Linked DNA regions of Homo sapiens: regions 2, 3, 4 and 5 are each linked to region 1. A link is a loop called in an ENCODE intact Hi-C map of the cell type or tissue named here. Cell type or tissue: CD4-positive, alpha-beta T cell. All regions are shown on one strand. Region 1 holds the start of PDE2A-AS2 (PDE2A antisense RNA 2). Region 2 overlaps ARAP1 (ArfGAP with RhoGAP domain, ankyrin repeat and PH domain 1). Region 3 overlaps FCHSD2 (FCH and double SH3 domains 2). Region 4 overlaps PDE2A (phosphodiesterase 2A). Region 5 overlaps IUR1 (imatinib upregulated ABL suppressing lncRNA 1).

Region 1 (5,000 bases):
GCCTCCCTGCAGGTGACCACCCTTTATCTGTAACAGCATAACCTTGGCAAAGATCGACAACACCCCTTCATGACACCCCCTAACCATGGCAGCATTTCATACACAGTAACTGTAGCAGTCCTCCTTTTGTGGAGACCTTTCTACTCTCTAACCTTAACTCTTCCTACTACAGTTTTGATCCAACTCACAAGGTCTGGGCCTCTCTGGTTTGGACACAGGTGAGAGGAAATGTCCAAATGAACAGCGACTACCATATACATGGAACTAAGCCAGCTTTTGTGACCCAGGGTAGGGAATGGGATAGATTATCAGCAATTAAGACTGCCCAGGGCTGCATGGGCATTGTACCTAGGGAAGCCATGGGGACGGGTCCTGGGTGAGCTTCCTAGCCCTCAGTAATTCCCAAGATGGGAATTATTCCCTGAACATGGGGAATACCTGGCTGAACCAATTACTCCCTGGGCTGGTTCCTCTGGCTACTTCCAGCCTTGGGACTGAGCTCAGAAGCAGCTTGGAGGAGAGGTCTCTAAGCAGGGGTGGGAGCTGCCCCTAAGGAGGGCAGGAGGCCTGCTGTGGCTCTGGGCCTATCCTCTCATCCTCAGTAGAGATTGATCAGGAAGCCCTGCCTGGCCCTGGGTCCCCGGGGAATCTGGGAGGAGGACCAGAGGTCTCTGCAAGCCTCACCTTCATGTGGTACATCATCATCTCATTGGCCAGGTGGCTGCGATACTGAGCCTCATTCACTTTTTTGTATAGGAGAGACTAGGGGAAAGAGGGAAAGATGGGGCTCAAGGAAGGTGGCTGTGAAAATTTAGCAATGCCCAGGACTGGGATGAAGGGGTCAAAAAGACACCCCACTTCCTGTCCCATTCTGGCCCCAGTCAAAACCTTCAAGCTCCAGTCCACAGTAAAGACCCCACCCCCACTTTCATCCAGACCCCGCGCCGGTTCCTCCTCATCAAGTTCTCCCAGCATTTGGTCTGGCCCTTTGCACTCCCCCACACCTGATCCAGGCTTCAGTGATGGAGCCCAAGGCCCATGGCAGGGAAGGAGAAGCAAGGAGGGGATCATGTCAGGGACCTTGGGGCTGGATTCCCAGGCCAGAGCGCCAGTAGGCCTGGACACCGAGACCCAGCACTTCCAAAAAAGCACTCGGCTTGGGTTGAGACTGCTTCCAGGGAAGAGAGGAGGTTTTGACAACGGGAGTTTCTCATGGTCCCAGGAGGCTGAGTGGACAGGGCAGGAAATCGTATGCCCAATTTTTAGATGGGAAACTGAGCCCAGAGGTGGCCAGCGTGTCCTGAAGGCTGCACCCCAGCGGCGGGACTCTGAGTGCCAGACCAAGGGATCAATCCACAAGGAGAGTCAGTCGGAGGAGGAGAACCGAGGGTCCTTCGTGGGCCCCGCCCCCTATCACCCCACACCCCACTCCCAACCCCGCCCTCACATGGGCGATGCTGATGCCGCAGTAGATGGAGAAGGCCGTCGCCAGGTCCTCGTCGAACTTGCTGAACCATGGCCCATTGATCTTGTTCACCAGCTCGGCCACACCGATGACCTCTGGGGAAGGGAGAGGGGCAAGGAACCACCGGTGGAGGGAGGGATCGGTTGGAGGGAGGGATCCGGCCGGGACCTGCCCTCGCAGTTTCCGCAGGTTACGTACGTCCCAGGCATGGAACCCGACTCCCTTATGCTCCGGGACGCTGGAGGCGGTGGGGAAGTGTTGCCACCCCCGCTCGCTCGGACCCGCCCCGCCCGGCGCAGGCCCCGCCCCTCCGCCCGGGCCGCCACGCGCACCCTGGTTCTCGTTCTTGATGGGGAAGCAGAGGATGTTGCGCGTGCGGAAGCCGGTGCTGTCGTCCACGCCGCGGTAGAAAAGCGGATGGGCATATGCGTCAGGGATGTTCAGGATCTGGCCCGTGGTCGCCACGTGTCCCGCGATGCCCTGATCGGCCGGGATGCGGATCTCATAGCTCTGCCGGAGCAGAGATGGAGTCGAGAGGAAGAAGTTAGTGACCCGGCCACAGAGGGGACTGTTAAACCTCGGGCCGCTCCCCAGCGCCGCCGGCGGACTCCCGGACACCCCTAGGGCCACATACTCCCTCCACACCCTCTCACCTCATCATCCACCACGCCCCCGTCGAACACCTTGGCCACCAGCTCATTCTGATCCAGCAGGAACACAGAGCAGCTGTGGAGGGAGGGGTTTGGTCCTCTGGGGCCTGACAACCCCCTCTGATCGCCCTCACGTCCCATAAGGAGGCAAAGGCCGGATTTCCGAGGCCTGGGAGGAGTGCTCCAAGGTAAGACACTCTGCTCAGGGCTGGCTGGCTCCAGAAACGTGTCCATTCAAGTGTTTTGTTTTTTTTTTTTTTTGGAAGCACCTACTATGTGCCAGGCACTGTGATAGGAGCTGAGGATCCAAAGCCAGCCCTGTCCCTGCTGTATTGGAGCCTACAGTCTAGCGAGGGAGACAGGCATGAAATAAAGGATCCCTCAAAAGGTGATGAAGTCCCGCAGAAGGCAGAGAAAGGGAAGTGGGTGGGGCAGGAAAGGAGATGATGGGGACTGAAGGCCACAGCCTCTCTCGCCCTGTCCCCTGGGTAGAGTCACTCACATCTCTGCGTTGCTGAGGTTTCTGGCCTCCGTGATGATCTCCTGGAGCAGGACAGAGACGTCATCTGGGGAAGGGAGAAGACCAGGCAGGGTGAGACCAGGCTGCCAAGACCTCCCGCCTCTCCTCTGCAAATGCCAGCCCCCATGCCCACACACAGCCAGGCAGAGAGAACAGTGCACTCACCCAGGTGGGTGAAGAGGTTCTTTGCCACTTGGAGAAGAGCCTGGAATGAAGGAAATGGAGATCATAGGGGGGTCGGGGTGTAGGGGTCACCCTATCCAACCTCCTGCCTCCAACAGCACCCGGGTCTTCTCCTTCCTTCCCTAGGGCTCACTGGACAAGCCAGAAACTGTCAGTGTCTAATTATATCATTTGGCTACTAAGTGAAGGAGTGAGGGAATAGCCCCGGTGCAGGTGAGGAGTCTCCTGAGTGTCTCAGCCGCCTTCACGCCAGCTCTAGCTGCCTAGGTGTTGCTGTAGTGCCCAAATTGAACACTAGAGGGCGATCACATACAGTGCCTGCGGGCAGTGGCGCGGGTCCTGAACAACTGCAAGCCTTCAAGTTATGAGGTTATGGAGCCACCTGGGGAAGGGCTGCCACCAGTCCAGAAAGACATGGGCATTTCCCTTCTGAATGGCTCTCGGGGCTGAAAACTGAGCGAGTCGGTGCCCGAGAGAGGCTGAAGGCAGGTCACTCACCTGGCACTCACACTTGAGTTTCTGTTCCTTCTGGAAGGCCAGGGTGCTGGTGAGCACGGTGCTGGTGTAGTGGAAGCAGTGCTGGATCACATGCTCGTCCTCGTCGGTGAACCTGGAGGAGGGGGTGGGCTCACTCAGGAGGGAAGGGAAGACTGGCTTCTCTCCCCACTCTCCTTACTTCTGTTCCATCAGAAGCCCACAGGGGTACCCACCTGCCAACTATATAACCACTGCACAGGCCCTTGGAACAGCTTCCCACCCCCATGACCCTGCAGACTGGGGGCTGCCCAAGGGGAGGGCTCCAGTCCTCCTTAGATGCTTGAAACCAGAGCCATACCTCCCGTCTCTGATTTGGGATTTACCCAGCCCAAAGCTGGGTCTCCTCCCTCAGACTAGAGATTGCCTGGGCTCAAGCTGGTGTTCTGCTCTTCCCCAGGCACACCTCCAGCCTTGGGGAGGGGCGGTGGCACTGCCCTATCTTGTGCAGCTCCTGTCACTACCCCACTCTCCCTGGACTCCGCTGGCCCTGATTCGGTGCCTCCAGAAATCTTAGGGTGGTGGTGTGGAGAGGACTGCTTGCCCTGCTCATGGAGCTAGCTCTGGTGAGACAAGATAAGCCCCAAATCCTGCTCACGTCATTCAATCTGGCCACCAAATGATTTGTCACTGGGGAGCTGCATGGGGCTGGGTGGACCAATGGTGTGGGTCATGGGAAGAGCCTGCCTTAGCCCACATCACGCTGCCCTGAGGTGTCCCTGCCTAAGCCCTTCCCCACTTTTTGGCTGGCCTTGGTGCTCCACCCTGGTGGGGCATCCCCCATTCATGCTTGCCATCCAGTGATTCGGATCTAGATCCCATCCCCACCATCCTGGGTCTGTCTGCACACCTTTCTTACATTTGTGGTCCCTCAGCTAGCCCCACCCACCTGTCACCCCTCAACCCAGAACATCTCTCAGCTTCAGCCACACAAAGATCCTCATCATTCTGAGAAAACCTTGGGCTCTTTCACACCTTCATGCTTTTTTTTCTACACTGTTCCCTCGGCCTAGAATACCCTTCTCACTCTCTTCCCTCTATGCCCTGAAAATGAGCTTCGAGTCTTATGAAATGGGGCCATGACTATATCACCCATGCCCAGTGCAGAGCCTGGTACAGAGGAAACACTTCGGAGGTCTTTGCTAATGTCGTCAGTGTATCCTATCCCTGGCCTTGCCACCAGCCCCATCCCACTCACAGCTGAAGGGCTTCTGGAGCCCCTGTTCTCTGGCTACTTAGCTGTGTTTCAGGAAGCTTCTCTGTAGTCACTGCACTGAGCTGAGCCCCACCCTGGCTCATGCAGTCATTCAACACTCACTCCCTGAAATGCGTGGGACACAGAGATAGCCCTGCCCCTGCCCTGGGCCTCAAAGCTGCCACCAAGGCCCCATCCTTATTTCCTGCTGATACCACCTCTTCTCCAGCTCTGGGGCCATCCTAGAACCCAATCTCACAGCCAGCAGCAAGAAGTCATGGCCCCTGCTGGACCCCCATTCACTCTACCTTCCCTTCCCCAAAGGCCTTCCCAAGGCCATCTGGTCAGCACTGGGATGGCAACATTAAGTGCTCAATATTTGTTTGCTGAATGGCATAAATTCTCCCACCATTAGGATGCCCACAAGTTCCAAATGCCACCAATCCCACATTC
Region 2 (5,000 bases), 98 kb after region 1:
AGCCCCTGCCCTCTCTGGCGCCCAGCTCTGGAGCTGGTGTTTGAGAGAGGATTTCCCAAATGGGATCAGTGACTTGTGGCACTGGAAGCTGCAGTGGCAAGCAAAGTTGGCTGGGGGGATGGGGGTGGGCTGTCCTGGGAATGGTGAGCTGGAGGCAGCCATGGTGGGCACCAGCACAAGGCCCACCTCCTCGGCACCTCCTCTTATGGACCCCACACCCCAGGAGGAGGAAGCTGTGCCCACCCGAACTGTGTTGCCATGACACTGGTCTCCATGGTGCCAGGCACACAGCCCTCCCCTAACCCAATAGGAGGGACTGAAGGTGACAGGAGCTGAGGAGATTCGGGACCTGGGGTCCCTTTCACTTGTCCCTATGCCTCCATCAGCCCTATGAGGTCAGGTCCCCATCCTGAGCCTCTCAGGAGAGCTGGGAGGAGCAGTTTCCACTTCAGAGTCAAGAGTAACAAAGAGAGGCCTCAGAGTGACTTGTGTGGAGGGCAGATACACAGGAACGCAGGGAGGTGGCAGGGCGACAGGGAGGCAGAGAGAGCTGGGGAGGCAGACGGGCAGGGGGAGGAGGGCATGCTAGTCACAAAGGGAGGAGGGCGTCCCAGGCTGACAAGTGGTGAGAGGCACCGTCCAGCCCATCTCTTTGGTCTCAGCATTTGGAAGTGGGTGGTGGTGGGAGGACAGGGTGGAGGAGGAGCAGGAGGGAAGGGGAGCAATTTTCCTAGAGAGCTGTGTGTGGGTGGGTGTTCATCCACGTGCCGTGTGTGTGTGCTCATCCACGTGCCGAGTGTGTGTGTGTGCGCGCAGCATGCACTCGCAGATCTGGAGAAGCAGGCTGAGGTGTGCAGGCACGTGTGTGCAGGCCTGAGTGTGTGTGGCATGTGTGCGCCTGTGCCACTGTGTCTCCAGGGTGATAAATACAGCAGTAGGAGCTGTAACCAGGGCAGAGAAAGTATGGAAATTTCCACAGGCTGGAAGTGGTGTAGGAGAAGGGACATGCTAGGGCTGGGCCAACCCTGGCTGACCAGGGAAACTGTCCCCGACTGCTCTTCCCTAGGTGAGTCCCTGACTAGGTGTGGTGACCTGGGCACATACGCATACCCTAAGTAGGCACAGTGGGATGGGAGAGCAACCCAGAAGAGCTTCCTGAAGGAGGTGTCGTAGTGGAGGAAGGGCTGGGAGGTTCAGGCCACTGCACTTATGTGAGAGACAGTCCCCAGAGCAGGGTCAGGGTCACTTAGGTCACAGAGCTGGCTAAGAGAATAGGAACTGTTCCTTATTCTGATGGGGGATGATCCCAAGGAGCCCACTGGACTGGGATGTGGTCATATCTCAGAGGCAGGCGCAAGGGGGATAGGCCCTAGGGTGCTGTAGGGCACTGTGTCCCAGCCACAGCAGGTAGTGACCACAGCAGGGTCACATCCCCTTGTCTTGTGCTCAGACCACTTCCTCTCCTCCACCTGTGGAGAACTGCCTCTCCTTTCAGACTCACCTCCTCCAGTCTTTCCTGATAATATCCCCTACCAGGAGGTCTCTACCTTCCTCCACACCACTCACTCATCTGCTCCCCCTCAGTGTTCAGTAACGCTCTGCATACAGTTGGTGTTCAATAAGTGCTTGTTGAGTGCAAATATATTGGGACTAGAATATGCCATGATACCTTCTCAGAAACTGCAGACAGTGCAGTGGGAAGGGGATTAGCAAGGGGCAATGCTAGGCACTTCACACTTACTAGCTCATTTAATTGCCCAAACCACTAGGAGGTAGCTACTATTAATACCCGCAAAGTACAGATGACAACATTGAGGATCAGAGACCTAAGTAACTCAGGCAAAGTCACACAGCTTGTAAACAGGAGCACTGGCACCCACACGCGTGCTTTCCAAGACAGCGGGCTGTGGGCAGGTGGCTTGGAGGCCACCAGAGCATGAGGCCAGGAAAGAAGCCCCAGCTCTTGCCCTTCCCTGTCCCACTGATTTCCTTCTCCAGAAGCCCCAGGACTCCTCAGAACTCTGCAGGGTAGGAAGGTTGTGCTGGAAGGAGGCAGGAGAGAGGCAGACATCCTACCCCACCTCCCTGCCCCTCTCCCCTCTGCCCCCCAGCCTCCCCTTCACCTGCAGTGCCCTCACCATCCAGGCTCTGACGTGCCTCGGCCTTCTTTCCCAGGGCTCCCCGTATTCCCCAGGGGCTAGGCCTGGATTTGGGTTGGTCCTTGAAGCCCTGTCCTCCTCCCCCAATATTTCAGTATTTCAACCTCTACCCCAACCACACCTGGCAAGGCCTCCGGTCTTCAAAGCTGGCTCAGGAGCACTTCCTTGTCCAGGAAGCCCCTCCCTTTCCAAGAGCTGCTCCTGGCCCCTCTGCAGGTCCAGGTCTGGGGTCTTCAACTCATCCATGGCAACCCAACTTCAAATAATATGTGAATGAGCAAACCATCCAGGGTCCCAACAGGCCCCATTTTTAGGAATCCTTGCGACAAGGACCAGCAGAGCCTCCTGCCCCTAACCCATCCAACACTGTTGTCACAGGCATATTTCATTCCGGCTGAGGCCCTGAGGCTCCTGTTTGGATGTCACCCCTACCCCTTACCAGAGGGAAATCACTTTAAGCCATCACTAACTCCTGACAGTTCAGACCCCCTGCCTCAGGCCATTTCTAAGAGGAGAAAAGGGTTGGAATCAGGAGGGGAGTCAAAGAGGGAGACCCCACCAAAGTAGGGCAGGGGAAATGGACCTCAGGCCTGCTTCACGAGCATGGTGTGACCTTGGGAAAGTTGCCTCCCTTCTCTGGGCCTAGCTCCCCCTTGCCAAGAGCAGACAGTGCAGGGGGCACAGGGGCCGATTCACAGCAGGTACTTGGTAGAAGGCTGTTCCCTCCTCTTCCTGGTTCCCAGAGCCCAGGACTCCAATGCACATTCCTGTATGGTGCTGCCTTCCAGAATGTCACCAGCCTGCAGGCCAAAGGCAGAACTGGGTCCCGCTTCACACCCCAGCAGAGAAAGGTCTGGGCCAGGACCACCACTCAGGCATCCTCCAGACCCTGCTTTGATTCCAGCAATGATGAGTGGTCCATGGCTGCCGCCTTGTGGCCTAGTGCAGGACTGCAGCCAGCACGCTGAGCTGGGGCAGTGGCCTTAGCAGAGCAGGGGGCGCCTCCAGTCTCACCCACTCAGGTGGGCCTCAGGGCTGGCTGGGCAGTGCAAGGTCAGATCCAGGAGCGGATTCCAGCCCCTCAGCACTTGGATAAGGGGGTCCAACCTGTCCTGGCTGGAGGCAGAAGGGTCAGACATTCGACCTGTGGATCTGGCCAGAGCGACCCACAGGAGGTGGGAGACTCAAGGGGCTTAGCCCCAGCCTGTGAAATAGGTCAGTAGGACTCAGGGAACCGGTTCCAGTCTCCTGCCATATACCTCCCCTTCCTGAGACAGCGAGAGGGAACCTGGAGTCCAGCTCCCCAAGTCTTCCGCTGGACCCAGGCTCCCCACTGAGCTGGATGCCTGAGTCGGAGGTCACATGGCCCATCCCCACCCACTCTGCCCAGCCCCACTGGCTGAGGCTAAGGATGGAGGTCAGCCTGTCCGCCCACTGAGCCCCCGAAGAGCGGGTGGTAATGAGGCTCTAGGCAGAGGCGGGAATGTGGTGTCTGGCACCTCCCCAGGGAGTCCCAAACCCATCTCTGAGCAACTCATTATTTCCTCTGCAGGCCAGGGCCTCATCTTCTTAGTGGAGATGGCCAGGCAGTGCCCAGTGAGGGCAGCCCCCTGGTGCATGGCAGGCCCCACCTCTGGAGGGGTAGGCACTGGGGCCACAGGTGACCCAAAGGTGCTTCTTCTCAATTTCCTCAGGCTCCTGTGGCTCTGACCTTGTGTCTCCAGCAGGGGGCTGCTGCAGGGCTGCCAGGCCTGAGTCACTGACACACCACACCCAGGCCCCAGCTGGGACTCAGACTCGGACTGCAGCAGGACAGGGGCTTGTGTCCAGCCAGGGTCAGTGCTGGCCAGGAAAGGACCGGCATTCCCAGCCTGGCTGCAGGATAGTACAATGGGGAAGGCATGGAGTCAAGCCAGGGCTCTGCTTGGGGAAGGGGGTCGTCTGAATAGCTCAGGGCCTGGAGAAAGCAAGGCCTAGGTTCTCAGCTTCAGGCACTAGGCACTCACCCCTGGGCTTCCCGACCTCCTGTCCCCTCCTACCCCAGGACGCCCAATCCCCTTAGCCAATCACAGGCCTCAGCACCATAGGGTAAAATATACAGATATATTTATATTATCAAAAAGTCCCCAAATTGGGGAAGGGGCATCAGGTAGTCTGGACCCCCCACTCAGCCCAGACTGGAAGGAAGGCTGAAGTCCCCAAAGCGCAGCTCTCAGCCCTGTAGAAGCTCAGCCAAGAGCTCCCTCCCCGTGAGCTGAGTGCTCCTCTACAGCACCCGCTTTCTGCTGTTCTGGAGTTTGTTGGGAGGAGCAGGGGGCTCCCTTCCGGCAGGGCCCCAGGGCCTCACGCCTCTGAAAGGGTGGTGGTCCTCCCAAGTTCCTGACTTATGCCCATCTCTCCAGCCCCACAAGGACAGTGAACCCGGTGGGGTGAGCAGGTTGGGCCAAGAGGTCTGAACACCTGGACAGAGTTGGGAGAGGTTCCTGCCCAGGCTGACCCCTGCTGCCTCCCACCCCTGCCGGGGAACCCCATGCTGCAGTCAGGATGGAGGATGTGGGTTGTGGGGTGCAGTTTCCCATGCACCCCCCGCTGGCTCACATCAGGCCTTGGAGCATAAGGGGTGTCTGAACAGAAGGCTTCCAGCGGCGGAATCCTAGAGCCAAGGATGGGCTCCTGTGCTCAGACGTTGCGCAGAAGCTGCAGGAAGGCAAGAGACCCACAGGTATTTTGTGAAGGCCCAGAGGGGCTGGCGCCCCGCTGAAGCTGCTGCAGCTGCTGCAGCCACTCTCCACTGCCAGCCGGGGAGCACTCCAATCAGCCAGGCTCCCAGCTCCCAGGGCC
Region 3 (5,000 bases), 260 kb after region 1:
TATTTGTTGAATGAATGGGGTGTTTGATAATATCTTCCTCATAGGGTTATTGAAGGGATTACAAATAAATAGATAGATAGATAGATAGATAGATAGATAGATAGATAGATAAGTAGTTACGATTACTTTTGACTTGAGACTGAGCGCATATGTTTTCCCAGACTACTCATGATGAGTAAGCTGCTCCTCCTTTTGCTCTTTTTTTTTTTTTTTTTGAGACGGAGTCTCACAGTGTTGCCCAGGCTGGAGTGCAGTGGTGCCATCTCGGCTCACTGCAACCTCTGCCTCCCAGGTTCAAGAAATTCTCCTGCCTCAGCCTCCCAAGTAGCTGGGATTACAGGTGCACACCACCATGCCTGGCTAATTTTTTGTATTTTTAGTAGAGACGGGGTTTCACCATGTTGGTCAGGCTGGTCTCGAACTCCTGACCTCGCGATTCGCCCGCCTTGGCCCCGCAACGTGCTGGGATTACAGGCGTGAGCTACCGTGCCCAGCCCCCATTTTGTTCTTAAAAGGCTCTCTGAGCGTCCCCATAACACTGACTACCATGATGCTCTAATGAGTTTGTCCTTGTGAGCTTCCTACTAGAAATAATTAGGGACTACATTTCTTCTCACTTACCCCAACTAAAGACAGTGAGCAGTAAATGGTTATTAAATACACACATACTCTCATACTGTCTCCTTAAGTCCTAGTATCCAGTGACAACCAGAGCTCCGTTTCCACCAGTATCTCTCCAAATTTCCTGTATTTCTTTTAAAACAATATGTTTTTCCTGATTATATCATACATGTTCATCGTAGAAAAGCTGGAAAATATGCATAATTGAGCTCTTACGGTACATACAATTTGGTATCCTACCTTTTAATTTAATATTAGGACATAAGGGTTTCTTCTTATATAGAAAAACTCTTGATGAAAATTTCAGTAAGTTTCATAATATTATATGTTATGGCTATAGTATATGAATGTCTAGTTTAATTATTCTCATTGAACTGCCAAATTTAAATTTTTTTAAAATTTATTTTTTAGAGGCAGGGTCTCACTCTGTCACTCAGGCTGGAGTGCAGTGGTGTAATCATGGCTCACTGCAGCCTCGATCTCCTGGGCTCCAGTGATCCTCCTGCCTGAGCCTCCTGAATAGCTAGGACGATAGGCATGTGCCACCATGCTCAGCTAATTTTAAAATTTTTCTGTAGAGACCAGGTTTTTCTTTGTTGCCCAGGCTGGTCTCAAACTCCCGGCTTCAAGTGATCTTCTCGCTTTGGCCCCACAAAGTGTTGGGATTACAGGCATGAGCCATTGCATCCAGTCATGAGCTCTATTATCCTCACTGATGTCTCTATCAGAATGAGGTCAAGGGAAGGATTCATTTGTTCATGCCTTCCATCATTCAAGTATTCATTCCACAATTATTTACTAATGACCTACTACGTGCTGGGCATTGTCCTAGGGGCTGAAGACACACAGACAAGGTAAACATACAGAGACAAAACTTCTCCCTTCATGGACCTTTAGCGGGGAGTCAAAGAAATATGAAAACTAAGATTAAGTTTGGCTGGGCAGAAGTGCCATACATTATAAAGCAGTACTATATGAAAGGACATTTTTGTGTCCAAAACTTTTCTATATTATGATTTACTTCCTTAGGATGGATGCTAATAGGGTCAAAAGTTATGAACATTCTTAAGGCTTTTGACTCTAACCTTTTTTTTTTTTTTTTTTTTGAGACAGAGTCTCGCTCTGTCACCCAGGCTGGAGCGCAATGGTGCGATCTTGGCTCACTGCAACCTCCTCCTCCTGAGTTCAAGTGATTCTCCTGCCTCAGCCTCCCTAGTAGCTGAGATTACAGGCGCCCGCCACCACGCCCAGCTAATTTTTGTATTTTTAGTAGAGATGGGGTTTCACCATGTTGGTTGGGCCAGTCTTGAACTCCTAACCTCAGTGATCCACCTGCCTCATTTTCCCAAAATGTTGGGATTACAGGCGTGAGCCACCATTCCCGGCCAACTCTAACCATTAAATATAGTTTCTTTGTTCTCACCAGATTATTCGAGGCCTCCTTTTTGGTCTGGACTATAAGAATTATGATTAGGCTTAAAGTCAGTCCCTCTGTATCCTAATCTGTCCTCTAGAATATCTATACCATGACCAGGTTAGCTTCTTAAAAGTCCAATCTGATTTCAGGCCATCTAAGGATCTTCCTAGCCAGGATAAAAACCAAACCTCTAAGTCTGGTACCCAAGGCCCTTTACTATCTGACAACAAACACCTTTATGCACAGCCCCTCTGTTCTCCCACTCCTACACCACTGAATTTAACATTTCCTGAACACCCCACACTCTCATCACACTCTGTCTCTATACCTGCTGTTCTCTTTGCTTAGAAGGCTCTTTCCTCTCCCTACCTTCTCACTGCATCTAGAAAGGTCTTAAATCATGACCTACTTTAAATGCCACCTCATCTGTAAAATTTCTCCCAATGATCCAGGTAGAATTAGTGGCTCTACCTTTACTATAAATCTTTTCACACTTGTTCTATTTTCCAGTTTAATATTTAACCCTTCATAGATTGTCCATTCCTAGAGGGGAGAGATGTCATATTCATTCTGGCATCCCCCCAGTGTATCACATATTGGGCACTCTATATGTTTATTCAATGATTAACTGACTAAATAGATGTTCATAGTCTATTTAACGCAGGGATGTGCCTGGGATATGCCAACAGAGGGAATGTTGAATGAATGTGAACTGTTTAAAATCACTCAGACACTTAGGAATCTCTCTATTTAAGGAACTTAAATTTTAGTTCTGGGACGTTCAAGTAAATATAATGGGAGGTGGTATCAGGAAACAATTCCAATGCTAGTTTTATAATACCCTGTAATACCTTTCCAAGTATCTGAGAAGATGATTTTAAATTTTCAAAAGATTATCAAAACGATTTACATTGGAAAAAAATGCTAACACTTTCAATGAACAGGAAGTATTATGAATTTAAATATAAAATGAAAGGATGTTAAACTCAAAACAAGTCTGGGAATCACTGATATTGAGGTTACCAAACACTGCCACCTTTTGGCTACACAGGGATGTGGCGGAGGAGTGAATCTGGTGCATGACAGGTGGATTCTCTCTCCAGGACCTTCCCTTCTGATAGCCTTCCGCATTGCCCCTTCTCACACATGCCTCCACCAGAACAGGGGCAAGAGAAGATTCATGTATTCACGCCTCCCTTCCAACATTCATGTAGTCATCCCACAATTATCTACTGATGACCCACTATGGCTGGACATCGTCCTCGGGGCTGAAGACACACAGACAAGGTACACATACACAGACAAAATTTCTGCCTTCATGGACCTTTAGTGGAGCATCAAAGAAATATGAAAATAAATAAGATTAAGTTTGGCTGAGCAGAAGTGCTATATAATAAAAGAGGCAATGGGATAACAAGTAGTGACTGAGGAGTTGGTTATTTATTTAGGTGGTTATGGGTGACCTTAAGAAGGAACTATTTGAGCTGAGCTTCAATGAGGAGCAGGGGACAACCAACTGAGATTTGGGGAAAAAAAGAGTTCTAGGCAGACGGAGTAGCAAGTGAAAGACGTCAAGTCAGAGCCTAAACTCATCACCATTCTGTTATGTTGCCCCAATATTAACCTAATAACAATTTTATGCTAAGTACAGCTTGAGAGACTGGATGGATACAGTCATGTGTATCTTCAGAGTTAATCAGAATTTAATAACATTATGTTGGAGAAATACAAACCTTGTAGGAATAAACAACTTTGCAGGTGAGTGGATAATTTCTTAAGGTGCCAGAAGGGCTGGAACTGCTGTCATCGAAAACATCCATGTTATCTTCAAACTCTTCGCCTTCTTCTCTTTCGGTATCTGCATTAAGCTAAGAAAAATTAGAAACCATTGGCTAGTTTCCTTACTTCAAGAAAATGGTTGAAAGCCGGAAAAACACTTAAAACCTGATTGTTTCAAAATGTTAATTTGCCTTTTAACTCTGCATAGAAATGACTATCTTTCGCACTTACATTTTTCATGTTATGAAAGAATAGAGTTTTTTTTTTTTTTTTTTTTTTTGAGATGGAATTTCGCTCTTGTCACCCCGGCTGGACTGCAATGGCGTGATCTTGGCTCACTGCAACCTCGGCCTCCCAGGTTCAAGAATTCTCGTGCCTCAGTCTCCCGAATAGCTGGGATTACAGGCACCCACCACCACACCTGGCTAATTGTTTTGTATTTTTAGTAGAGATGGGGTTTCACCATGTTGGCCAGGCTGGTCTTGAACTCCTGGCCTCAAGTGATCCACTCACTTCGGCTTCCCAAAGTGCTGGTATTACAGGTGTGAGCCACTGCACCAGGCCTAGGACAGAGATTTTTTTTTATTTTATTTTTGAGACGGAGTCTCGCTCTGTTGCCAGGCTTGAGTGTAGTGGCGTGATCTCGGCTCACTGCAAGCTCTGCCTCCTCAGCCTCCCGAGTAGCTGGGACTACAGGTGCCCACCACCACGCCCGGCTAATTTTTTGTATTTTTAGTAGAGATGGGGTTTCACTGTGTTAGCCACGATGGTCTCGATCTCCTGACCTTGTGATCCACCCACCTCAGCCTCCCAAAGTGCTGGGATTACAGGTGTGAGCCACCGTGCCTGGCCAGGACAGAGATTTTTTTTAAATCAAGAAGGAAGTTTCTGTCAAATATGTAAGAAATATTTATCAGTATCCTTTCACTTTTCACTGTTAAGTACTGACTGACAAGGGCCTCTAAATTTTAACTGATCCTGTTAGTGAACATTAAAAAGGTTTCAGGCCAGGTGTGTGGTGGCTCACGCCTGTAATCCAAGCACTTTGGGAGGCCAAGGTAGGTGGATCACTTGAGGTCAGGAGTTTGAGACCAGCCTGGCCAACATGGTGAAACCTAACCCCATCTCTATTAAAAATAGAAAAAAAATATAGCCAGGCATGGTGGTGCATGCCTGAAGTCCC
Region 4 (5,000 bases), 58 kb after region 1:
CCCACCCCACCCCATTCCCATATGCACGTGTACATGCACGCACACACACACACTCACACACTCACACACTTGTCAACTGGCTCCTCACCTCAGACCCCTCAGCCCTGGCTGCAACCCTTTCCTGTCCAGAATCGCGGGAGCAGCCACCACACAGACACATGACATTCAAACACCAGCACTCAGGTCCTAATAGATATATTACCCAAGCAATCCCAGGATGTGCCATAGTGACTCTAAGCCAGCCACCTAGGCTGCAAACACATTGGCACACACGGCACCCCCTGCCCCAACTCCTCTCTGACAAGACACCCAGTGGAAACCATCAGGCCCCTGCAGTGGCCCTTCCTGGCCACACACAACAGCCAGTAACACACACAACTACATATAGAATCCTGTATGCAAGCTGTCCCTACAACAACTCCACTGTACAATAACAGACATACAGCCACATACACACAAGTTCTCTACACACACAACAGCCACACACCCAGCTACCACTCCACAGCCACAACACTGCCTCCCCAGCCACACATAGCACACAATGCCATAGACCCATAATTCCCATAATCTCCCCACAAATAATCCCACTCTCGATGACACATTCATACACGGCACAACACACATGATTACACACAAGACACACCCAACACATGCAACCCAGCCCGTGCTACACACAGACAGGAACACTCACACAAACACATACACTATAGACCCACCCAGCCTGGACACATCCCACCGCAGGTTGACACCAGATTGCAGTTTACTCTTCCCTATCTCAAGCCCTAGCCGCCCCCGTCAAGACCAGGGCAGCTGGGATGAGGGGCTTTATAAGTTACAAAAGCCAGTGCCCACCACATCATCCCCCCACCACCTCAGATCCCTGGGCATCGCCTGAGGGCAGCACACTCCACATTTAGGCCCTTCCACCTGAGCCCACACCATGCCATGCCTGAGAACATGGGGGGCGGGGGTGTCCCAGGGACACTAGCCCTGCTCTCTGAGCCTGCCCCCTCCTCACCACAAAGCAGAGGTAGATACAAGAGGAAGGGGTGGCTGCAGAAAGAGACCCCAAAACGAAGATGGAGACCTAGAGAAACAGGAGAGAGACCAAGATAGACCAAGAGAGGTGGGCACATGGGGCAACAGACCAAATTAGAGAGCCCAGAAATACTTGAAGAGAAACCAGAGGAGAAGCCCAGAGAATAAAGTGGGACCACTGTACCTGGAGAGGAACAAGAGGAGGGGCCCCCCACGAGGAAAGACTCGGAGATCTCCAACACAGGAGGGAGGGAAGGGATCGGGGAGTGGGTCCCACAGAGAAAGCCAGTGAAGCCCTGATGGAAGGAGAGATTTGGACTCTGGGGTAGGTTCCAGGCTGAGGACTGAAGTCCAGATGTTTGGGTGGGAATCTGAGCGGGTGTCCAGTTGAGGCTTGGAATGGAGGTTTGGGGCTTTGGGTGAGGCCGGCTCTGAGGTGGAGTCCTGGATGACAGCTGGGGGTTCAGGTGCTCCAGGTGTGCCGGGAGCCCCACATATATGGTGAAGGTTCCGAGGCGTGGGCAGGGTCCCCACTAATCTAAGGAAAGGGAATTCGAGGCTTGGGCACAGCTCTCAGTGTGCACTGCGGTCCCACCGTGGACTGGAAGCTCAGTGCTTGGGGTGGAGCCCCGGATCCGAAAGGAGTTCAGAGTCTGGGGTGACGTGTGGACTGAGAGCTGGGGCTTCAAGGGCTCTTGGTCTGCGCTGCCGTCCCAGCACAGGAGTAGAATTCAGAACTAGAGGAGGGGTCTCCTCCCTGAGAAGGGTTCGGGGGCGGGCAGACCCGGCCCGGCGCTCGCCGGACACCCCGTTCTCCTGGTGCCCAGCGCGGGGGCCCCCCTACCTGCAGGCTGTCGGCGCATGGCTGCGGCGGCGGCGGCGGCTCGTCCGGCTTGAGGAAGACCTGCTGGCCCCGCCTGAGGAATTGGACAACAGCGATGAGGATGTGGTGCAGCACCAGGACCATGCTCGCAGCCGCCCGCCCGCCCGCCGGCCCGGCCGCTGCGCTCGGTCAGCGCGTCCGCGACAGCTTCGCCTGGTCCGCCCGAGTGTCCGCCCCGGCCCCGCCCCGGCCCGCCCCCCGCCCGCCCCCGGCCCGCCCCGGCCCCGCCTATGTCCCCGCCACCGCGGACCGCACCTCTCGGCCCGTCGGATCCTCCGACCCCACCGGACACCCGGCCGCTGTCACCCCGCTTCTGTCTCGCCCTGGGTTCCCTCGGCCCTTCCAGCTGGCCTGCTGTCAGCCTGCGCTCGCTGCCCCTCGCCCCGTCGCCACTTCTCTCGCATCTCGCAGGGGCCGCTCTCAGAGCCTCCACCCTGTCTGATCGCACCCTGTTTCCCCGCCACCACTCTGGGGTCCGGGGCCCGGCCAGAGCCCCAGGCAGAGACCGGCGCAGTGGGGTGGGGTGGGGAGGGAAGGGGAAGGGGGGCAGGGGCCGCGGACACCGCAGGAGCCTCGGGCTTGCTCCTCTCCCTCAGCCTAGGAGGCAGGGGGAAGTCGGGAGAATGTTGGAGGTCGCTGTGAGACGGACAGGCCCTGGAGCAGTCGCCCATCTGCGAGGGAGACACGTGCGCACAGACACCGAGCGCACACACGGCGGCCGCCACTGACTGGGGCCCCCAGGCCTGGGTGGGCAGGTCTCTGTCGCCGTCCCCGGAGCCGGAGAGGGTGCAGGCCCCAGGGCCACACGGTCCGCAGTTCCGCGGTGGGACCCGCGCTCCGGGAGCGCGTTTCTCCGCAGAGCGGCTTCTGGGTTCAGGAGCCTGCGGCAGCCGCGACGCTCCTGCGCCCCCTGCCGTCCCATCGCGGCGGCGCAATCCGGCCTCAGTTGCCGGCTGCCCGGAGGGGCCGCGTCCGGGGATTCAGCGGGTCACCGGGGTCAGCTCCCTGCCCGGACCGACCCGGTTCTTAGGCCTCTGCTTGGCATGAAAGCGGTTGGGGCGGCAGGACGTGTCTGGACTGGAGGGTGCGCTTGGGTCTCGCTAGGCCTTTGCCAGCGACTTGCCGCATGACCTTGCTCGGATCCCCTCCCCCCACTTCCTGGGCCTCAGTTTTCTCATCTCCCTCACAGGACGGCCAGGAGGACCAAACCCGGGAATGGCGGGAAGGTAGAGTCCCCCGACAGCCCTCAATGTGGTCTGACCTGAATCCCCCCGTCAACTGCACTGCCGGCCCCTCTCTCTGCAGCTCCCCTCCTCACCAACTCTTGGACGGTGACTCAGTGAGCTCCCAGCCTCCCAGCCTCCCAGCCTCCCAGCCTCCCCACCTCAGCTGGGTGATTCATCAGGGCCCTTTCTCCCTGGGGAGTGATTTTCTCAATGTTGAGTCATTGTGCCCATTCCTGGACACAGTCCAGGCAGCTGGCACATAGCCTTGGCAGAGCCCGGCCACCCCACCAACTCAGGGGGCAGCCCTCCATGCCAGCGTTTCTCCCACCTTTCTTTCTGAGGCATGCTCTGGCATGCTCTCCCCCACTCACCCTCAGTGGCTCCCTACCACCAGCACAATAAAGCCCGAGCCCTGAGCCTGGCGGGCCAGACCCTCTACAGCTGAACCCTTGCTTGGTCATCCAGCTCTGACTCCCCTCCCCACCATTCCTTACATTTCTACTTCTTGCTCTTCTCACATCAATGACTGACTGACTCTCACCTCCAGGCCTTTGCCCATGCCACCCCACCCCCAATACCCTCCCAGATCCTTCCCTCCTGCCTGTCATTTAGGGGCCATTTGAAGGCCCACCTCCTCTGGGAGGGCTTCCCTGGTTACTACCTTATCCCTCTGGGTAGCCCTTTTTTGTGTCTTTCCTGGGAGTCACATCTGGGGACTTAGGAGAGGTGTAGAGTAAGTGATCTGGGCCAAGTCAATGTATTTTACTGAATCTTCCAAACAGGGGCAATTCATCCTACTTATTAACACTGTAGAAAAAATTACCTGGGCTAAGATGTGTAAAGGTTCTGGCCCCCACAGGGCCTCCCTTCCTATTTTTGGCCTCAGTTTTCTCTTCCGTAAAAGGGGATGACCCATGTAAGGGCTGTTGGAAGGACTAGGTCTGAGTCTGAGCTCAGTGCACAAGTCTCTTGGTAAATTCTGAGCATGTGTCACTGGCTCAGTCCTGGGCTCTGGACAAGGCTGGGTGAGATACAGGTGCCCGGGAGGTATCTGTTACAGCCACTGGCCAGAGTTACTTGTTCTTCAGGGGAGGCCACCTCAGACCATGGTCAACAGCCGACCCTGGCCTGGCACCGCCACCATCTCTTGGGCTCCCAACTCCAGGCACCACCTCCATGGCACTCACCTCTTGAGAAGTTATTTTATTTATTTTATTTTATTTTATTTTATTTTATTTTATTTTATTTTATTTTTTTGAGACGGAGTCTCGCTCTGTCACCAGGCTGGAGCGCAGTGGCGCGATCTCAGCTCACTGCAACCTCCGCCTCCCGGGTTCAAGCAATTCTCCTGCCTCAGCCTCCCGAGTAGATGGGACTACAGGCATGCACCACCATGCCCAGCTAATTTTTATATTTTTAGTACAGATGGGATTTCGCCATGTTGGCCAGGATGGTCTCGATCTCTTGACCTCATGATCCACCCACCTCAGCCTCCCAAAGTGTTGGGATTACAGGTGTGAGCCACTGCACCCAGCCAAGAAGTTATTTCTTCAGTCTTACTTGAATCTCTCAAACTACAGCTCAATGACTGGGGTCCCTGGTGTGTGCTCTATGTGTCCCTCAGCTCAAAGAGTCTTTCTGTGTCAACCTTTCAGATCCAAGCATTCCTCAGAGGGTTTGAGTCCTAACTGTGCCATAGACTTGCTGTGGGATTCTGAGCAGGCCACAGCACCTCTCTAGGCCTCTATTTCCCCATCTGTGAAATGTTATTACACTAGACTCAATAAACAAGTGCACTGCTTTCTTCCAGTGCTTGGTAGAGTGCAGAGCCCTTTCAGAAAAACCCTCTCACA
Region 5 (5,000 bases), 590 kb after region 1:
AAGTCTATTGATCCACACTCAGCAATAAAGCCACACAAAATAAACAGCTGATGGACAAAAAGCATGGCTCCTGGCTTGCTGAGTTTCTCACCTCCAAGTGGTTTCAGGCCTCAGAACCTCAGATTCTCAGATCAATTTAGAAATTTGTAGACTCTCACAGCCCTAACATGAGGGGTGTCCCAGGCTGCTGGTCAGCCCCACCAGTGGAGGAATCCACGACTTCCCAACTGGCTCTTCTGTGGACCTTTGTTCCCCTTTCTTAGGCATGGCTTCAGAGCTGTAGGCCCTGCCCAGGTGGTGTCAGACCCAGAGCAGAGAAGAAGCAGAGCCACTCTCCTCTCAGTTGAATAGGGCAATCTCAAGGCCATGGGGCAGCTCCCTTTGTGCCTCAAGGGAGACTATGGGGATGTCACGAGAGGCTGGTCTTAGCTCAGTGTGCAAAAGGCAGTCTCAGAGCTGAAGGGGCTGCTTCTGGAGACAGGCATGAGGGTGTGAGAGCAGGCTTGGATGAGTCCAGAGGCTTTCTGCCTCTGCTAATGCAGCCAGACATCAAATCTACCTTTGTGCTGGCCACGTCCCACTGCATTCCTTTCATCTAAGACCTCAACCTTTTTTTTTTTGTTCCATCCAAGTGCAAAGTCTTGCATTTCTCTTTTAAATTCCATCTTGTAAATATTAGCTCTTCATCCTAGTACAGTGGCTTTACATGGTGCGGTAGAGTTTATGTGCAGAGCCTTCATGTGCATCATCTCCTTCCATGCTTAGGACAGTTTGCTGGACCTCACAGAGGTGATTGATGCAGCATCCCCCCGGGAGCCGGGTGAAATCACAGACTCCAGCAGCAGCTTCTGAGATGACTGTGAGCATTAGGCCAGCAGGACCCCATTCCCTGAGGAGCAATGAATACAAGCCCATGGAGCCAGAGAAGGGGAAACTGGTGCAGCCCACATGGTGTCTGGAAGGGCTTCCCAAGGGCTGCTTCAGAGGCAGCACAGAGCCTCAGGCAGGACTACAGGAGGAGCAGGAAGAGGGGAGGATGAGTCAAGTCTACCTGGATTGGTTTGGGTGGAGTCCTTCCTGAGGCAGGGTGGTGTGGGGGATGGTTGTGTAGATATTTTTGAAGCCCCCCCGCCCCAGTGTCTGTGTCCCCTTAAACAAGTATTACAATCTTCCTTCCCTCCCATGAGCAGAAGAGGAAACTAAGGCTCTGCCAGGACTAGAGCCCAGGTGTCCCAGATGGATCACCTAGCCAGGGATCTTCAGCAAACCAGGCTGGTCCAACTGTCTGTCCCGAGCTCCCTGAGTTGGCTTGAGGAGAAGACTTGCTCCCTGCCCTCTTGGAACTCCTTTCTGGTTGGAGAGCTGGGTGTTGAGTTTTGTGTAAGGTTATTTAGGCAACAGTATTCCAGAAAGGCTGATGCTGGAGATTCAGACACTGGCACCAAGCCTGTGAGCATCACTCTGGAGCTGGACCATGAGCCCATCCTATGCTCCTGCCTCTAGACCTAGGTTGGGTTGTTCAGGAGCTGGGTCTGGAAGCAGATCAGAAAGCAGGGTCCACCCCAGCCCAGGGGCTGGGCCTGTGGGTGTGTCCAAGCTAAACCTCTACACAAGGATCCATTGTGGTTGCTCAGCCTGGCCCTGGGCTCTGCCAGCCCTTCCGGCTCCCGGAAAATGTTTCCCGTCTGGCAGCTCCCAGAGCAGCCTGTCCTTGGCCAAGATGCTGACTGGCCCCACACACAGGCCTCTCCTACCCAGTGAGGATCCTGGAGTCCTGGCAGCTCAGAGCTCTTGGGTCCAGCCCCCATTTAACAGTCAGGATCCCTTAGGCTCAGGGAAGTAGGCACAGGCCACAGCAGCACACGAGAACCAGAATCAGGACCAGAACCCGGCACTCTGGCCATTTTCTCAGCTCTCGCTACCAACATGAGGCAGAAGGATGCAGACTCGGAGAAGGGAAGGGGCTGTCCCATTACACAGTCCTTTGTGGCAGAGTCTGGAGGAAATGACTGGTGCTTAGCTGGCCGCTTGCCCACCTGGACCCCTCTCATCTGGGTTCTCTAGGTTCAGCTGTGTGGCCTCGTGAAGGTTGCTATTCCTGTCTGCATTTGGGGACTGAAGACTCCCCACTCTCAATCCATCCCTGACATCCTAAGCTTTAAAATCAGGCATAAGCGCACTGGATGGGGTGAGGAGAAGCAGCTCTGGAATTTGGGGCTTTGACAACTCCGCCCCATCTGTGTGTGCCAAGCTGTACCAGAGCCAGAGGCTTAGGGCCTGGGGCTCCCCAACCCTTACTTGGGCTGACAGTGCCACCTGGTGCCCAGTCGGTGTGACATGAGTCCCGCTAGAGATGCAACCACAAACCTTCGCTCTCTGTGGGACCTCTGAGCCACCCCATGCTAGGCGCTGGGGACATAGAAGAAATTGTGACCCCAGATGTGAGGGGAGAAGACCCACAGAGAGTGACCACTCAGGATGTGGAGGCTGTGACAGCAGAAAGCCCGGGGCCGAGGAGGGTCGCTGAGTACCACAGGGTCAAGAAAAAGAGGCATTGCCATCAATGTAACTCTCACTGTCTTCTAGGCCAGGTCCTATGCAGGCCTGGGGACCCTCAAGGAATCAATTGTAATCTAATAGAAAAAAGTAGGGTGGGGAAGGGAGCTCAGAGCCAGGGACTTGGAACTGGGTCTTGAAGAATGATAGTAATTCATCTTGTGAGCCGTGGGCATTCCAGGCTCAGGGAACAGACTATGCGAAGGCATGGAAGAGTGAGCTTGTGTGTATAAGCTTGAGGGTGACAGGTGTGGAGAGGAGGGGGACAGCAGAAGAAGTGCCAGAATACGAGGTCTGAAAAGTCACAACCCTGGGTACCTGTGGCCGACACAGCTTGTCTGAATTTCCTTGCCCCATACCTACCTCCTTTCTTGACCTTCAATGTCTGGGCAGGTACAGAGCCCCTGCCTCAAACTCCAACCCCATTCCCTCTGGGTCTGGTTACCTAGAGGAGGTCCTGATTCCTGAAAGCCTCCCCTCTTCCCCCAGGGCAGGAGCTAGGTCGGGCTGCCCACAGGCTGATCTGAGGGGACACAAACCTATGACTTCCCTGGCCTCCAAGAAGCCCAGGCCCAGCCCTTAGATTGGAGAAGGATCTTTAAGCAGTTATTTAACTCTAGACTCAGGTTCCTCAACTGATGGGGATAATAATGGTACCTGACTCATGGGATGTGGTGAGGATTAAATGAGAAAATGCATAGAAAGCCACTTATTTGCACCTTGCTGGCATGGGTTGAGGCCAGGTAAAGGGGCTCCTCCCCATTGCCAATCCCCCTGGCATATTTCCTTCTAGGGGGAAGCTTGAGGGCTCCAGATTTTGGCCCCACCTGGGCTGCCTACCCCCCAACTTCAGGCTTCTTTCTACATTTCCTGAACCCAGAGAAGCTCTGTTGTATACCCAGCAGGTGATTGCTTTTTCATGTTTCCCTCTGATTGTTTTTTTTTTGAGACAGGACCTCACCCAGTCACCCAGACTGAAGTGCAGTGGCATGATCTCGGCTCACCGCAATCTCCACCTCCCGGGCTCAAGCAATTCTCCTTCCTCAGCCTCCCAGGTAGCTGGGATTACAGGCACATGCCACCATGCCCAGCTAGTTTTTGTATTTTTGGTAGAGACGGTGTTTCACCATGTTGGCCAGGCTGGTCTCAAACTCCTGACCTCAAATGATCCACCTGCCTCAGCCTCTCAAATGCTGGGATTACAGGCGTGAGCCACTGTGCCCAGCCTCCCTCTGATTTTTTAAAAAATAAAATGTTCAAATACAAAGGAAAAAAGTATACAATAAGCAAATGAGCACCCATACGTTCTTCTAGACTCAACGATTAATGTTTTGCCTTATTTCATTCATTGCTTTGTCATTTTTTAAAATTTGAACTAGGGCCAGGTGCGGTGGTGGCTCATCCCTGTAATCCCAGCACTTTGGGAGGCTGAGACAGGCAGATTGCTTGAGCCCAGGTGTTCAAGACCAGCCTGGGCAACGTGGCAAATCTCTGTCTCTACTAAAAATACAAAAATTAGCTGCGCATGATGGTCCCAGCTACGCAGGAGGCTGAGGCAGGAGGATCACCTGAGCCTGGGAGGTCAAGGCTGCAGTGAACTGAGATCACGCCACTGCACTACAGCCAGAGTGACAGAGTGAGACACTGTCTCAAAAAAAAAAAAAATTGAACCCATTTGAAAGCAGTCACAGGTACCATGACACTGAATGACCCCCAACACCTTGGTGTGCAGCTCCAAAGATTTTTCATACATAACCACAATCATAATAGTAAGAAAAGCAATAATTCCATACTATCATCTAATATCCAGCCCATATTCCTATATCTCCCAACTTTCCCAAAATGGATTTTACAGCTATTTTGGGGAGTTTGGGGGAGTATGGAGGAGGAATTCAAGATCCAGTCAATGTTCTTTCATTGCATTTGGTTCTTGGTATCCTTGTTCTTTTTATTCTATTTATTTATTTATTTATTTTGAGACAGGGTTCTGCTCTGTCAGGCTGGAGGGCAGTGGCATGGTCACCACTCACTGCAGCCTTGACCTCCTGGGCTCAAGTGATCCATCTGCCTCGACCTTCCTAAGTGCTGGGATTACAGGTGTGAGCCACAGCCCCCAGCCTATAACCATGCTTTATATATTTTAGATACAAATTCCTTATCCAATACATAATATGCAAATATTTTCCCCCATTCTTGTTGTTGATTGTGCTTTTGGTGTTCTAAGAATACATTGCCAGGCCAGGTGTGGTAGCTCATGCCTATAATCCCAGCAATTTGGGAGGCCAAGGCGGGTGGATAACTTGAGATCAGGAGTTCGAGACCAGCCTGGCCAAAATGGTGAAACCCTGTCTCTGCTAAAAATACAAAAATTAGCTGGGTGTGGTGGTGCATGCCTGTAGTCCCAGCTACTTGGGAGGCTGAGACATGAGAATTGCTTGAACCTG

The links. A loop is a pair of places that touch in the nucleus more often than their neighbours do. Peaks named below come from ENCODE experiments on the same cell type or tissue, not always from the same donor. Only the 100,000 strongest peaks of a DNase experiment are listed, where the experiment ranks them.
Region 2: a loop joins it to region 1, with 9 times the contacts of the local background. A loop is called at or near these places in 63 of 110 quality-filtered maps.
Region 3: a loop joins it to region 1, with 5 times the contacts of the local background. A loop is called at or near these places in 5 of 110 quality-filtered maps.
Region 4: it touches region 1 in a loop (9-fold over the local background); 104 of 110 quality-filtered maps call a loop at or near these places.
Region 5: a loop joins it to region 1, with 16 times the contacts of the local background. A loop is called at or near these places in 15 of 110 quality-filtered maps.

Annotation. Positions count from the first base shown.
Region 1 is chr11:72,582,754-72,587,753 of GRCh38, forward strand. It overlaps PDE2A (phosphodiesterase 2A), which reads right to left. Exons shown (of 31, transcript NM_002599.5): 14 at 3,317-3,428; 15 at 2,801-2,840; 16 at 2,618-2,681; 17 at 2,119-2,191; 18 at 1,798-1,975; 19 at 1,448-1,560; 20 at 685-762. PDE2A-AS2 (PDE2A antisense RNA 2) reads left to right here and starts at 1,853. Exons shown (of 2, transcript XR_001748291.2): 1 at 1,853-2,303. RefSeq lists enhancers at 1,536-2,059, 2,060-2,581 and silencers at 1,684-1,793, 3,024-3,123. In CD4-positive, alpha-beta T cell, CTCF peaks have their summits at 3,124 (motif pointing right) and 3,323; DNase peaks (open chromatin) are centred at 1,848, 2,588 and 3,108; H3K4me3 peaks cover 1,679 bases.
Region 2 is chr11:72,680,826-72,685,825 of GRCh38, forward strand. It overlaps ARAP1 (ArfGAP with RhoGAP domain, ankyrin repeat and PH domain 1), which reads right to left. Exons shown (of 35, transcript NM_001040118.3): 35 at 4,244-4,856. The coding sequence ends at 4,839. Among named protein-coding and RNA genes, the nearest start is that of PDE2A, 8.9 kb to the left of the region's middle. RefSeq lists enhancers at 1-440, 3,909-4,468. In CD4-positive, alpha-beta T cell, CTCF peaks have their summits at 3,109 (motif pointing left), 3,314 and 3,882 (motif pointing right); DNase peaks (open chromatin) are centred at 3,096, 3,566 and 3,896.
Region 3 is chr11:72,845,984-72,850,983 of GRCh38, forward strand. FCHSD2 (FCH and double SH3 domains 2) reads right to left here. Exons shown (of 20, transcript NM_014824.3): 14 at 3,772-3,906. Among named protein-coding and RNA genes, the nearest start is that of ATG16L2, 34 kb to the left of the region's middle. RefSeq lists an enhancer at 2,915-3,416. In CD4-positive, alpha-beta T cell, a CTCF peak has its summit at 3,047 (motif pointing left); a DNase peak (open chromatin) is centred at 3,088.
Region 4 is chr11:72,640,372-72,645,371 of GRCh38, forward strand. It overlaps PDE2A (phosphodiesterase 2A), which reads right to left. Exons shown (of 31, transcript NM_002599.5): 2 at 1,883-1,955. Among named protein-coding and RNA genes, the nearest start is that of PDE2A-AS1, 18 kb to the right of the region's middle. RefSeq lists enhancers at 1,708-2,208, 2,643-3,232 and a silencer at 2,527-2,866. In CD4-positive, alpha-beta T cell, a CTCF peak has its summit at 2,857 (motif pointing left); a DNase peak (open chromatin) is centred at 2,800; H3K4me3 peaks cover 989 bases; H3K27me3 peaks cover 1,349 bases.
Region 5 is chr11:73,175,928-73,180,927 of GRCh38, forward strand. All of the region lies in intron 1 of IUR1 (imatinib upregulated ABL suppressing lncRNA 1), which reads right to left. Among named protein-coding and RNA genes, the nearest start is that of IUR1, 4.5 kb to the right of the region's middle. RefSeq lists an enhancer at 2,124-2,173. In CD4-positive, alpha-beta T cell, CTCF peaks have their summits at 2,315 (motif pointing left) and 2,515; a DNase peak (open chromatin) is centred at 2,314.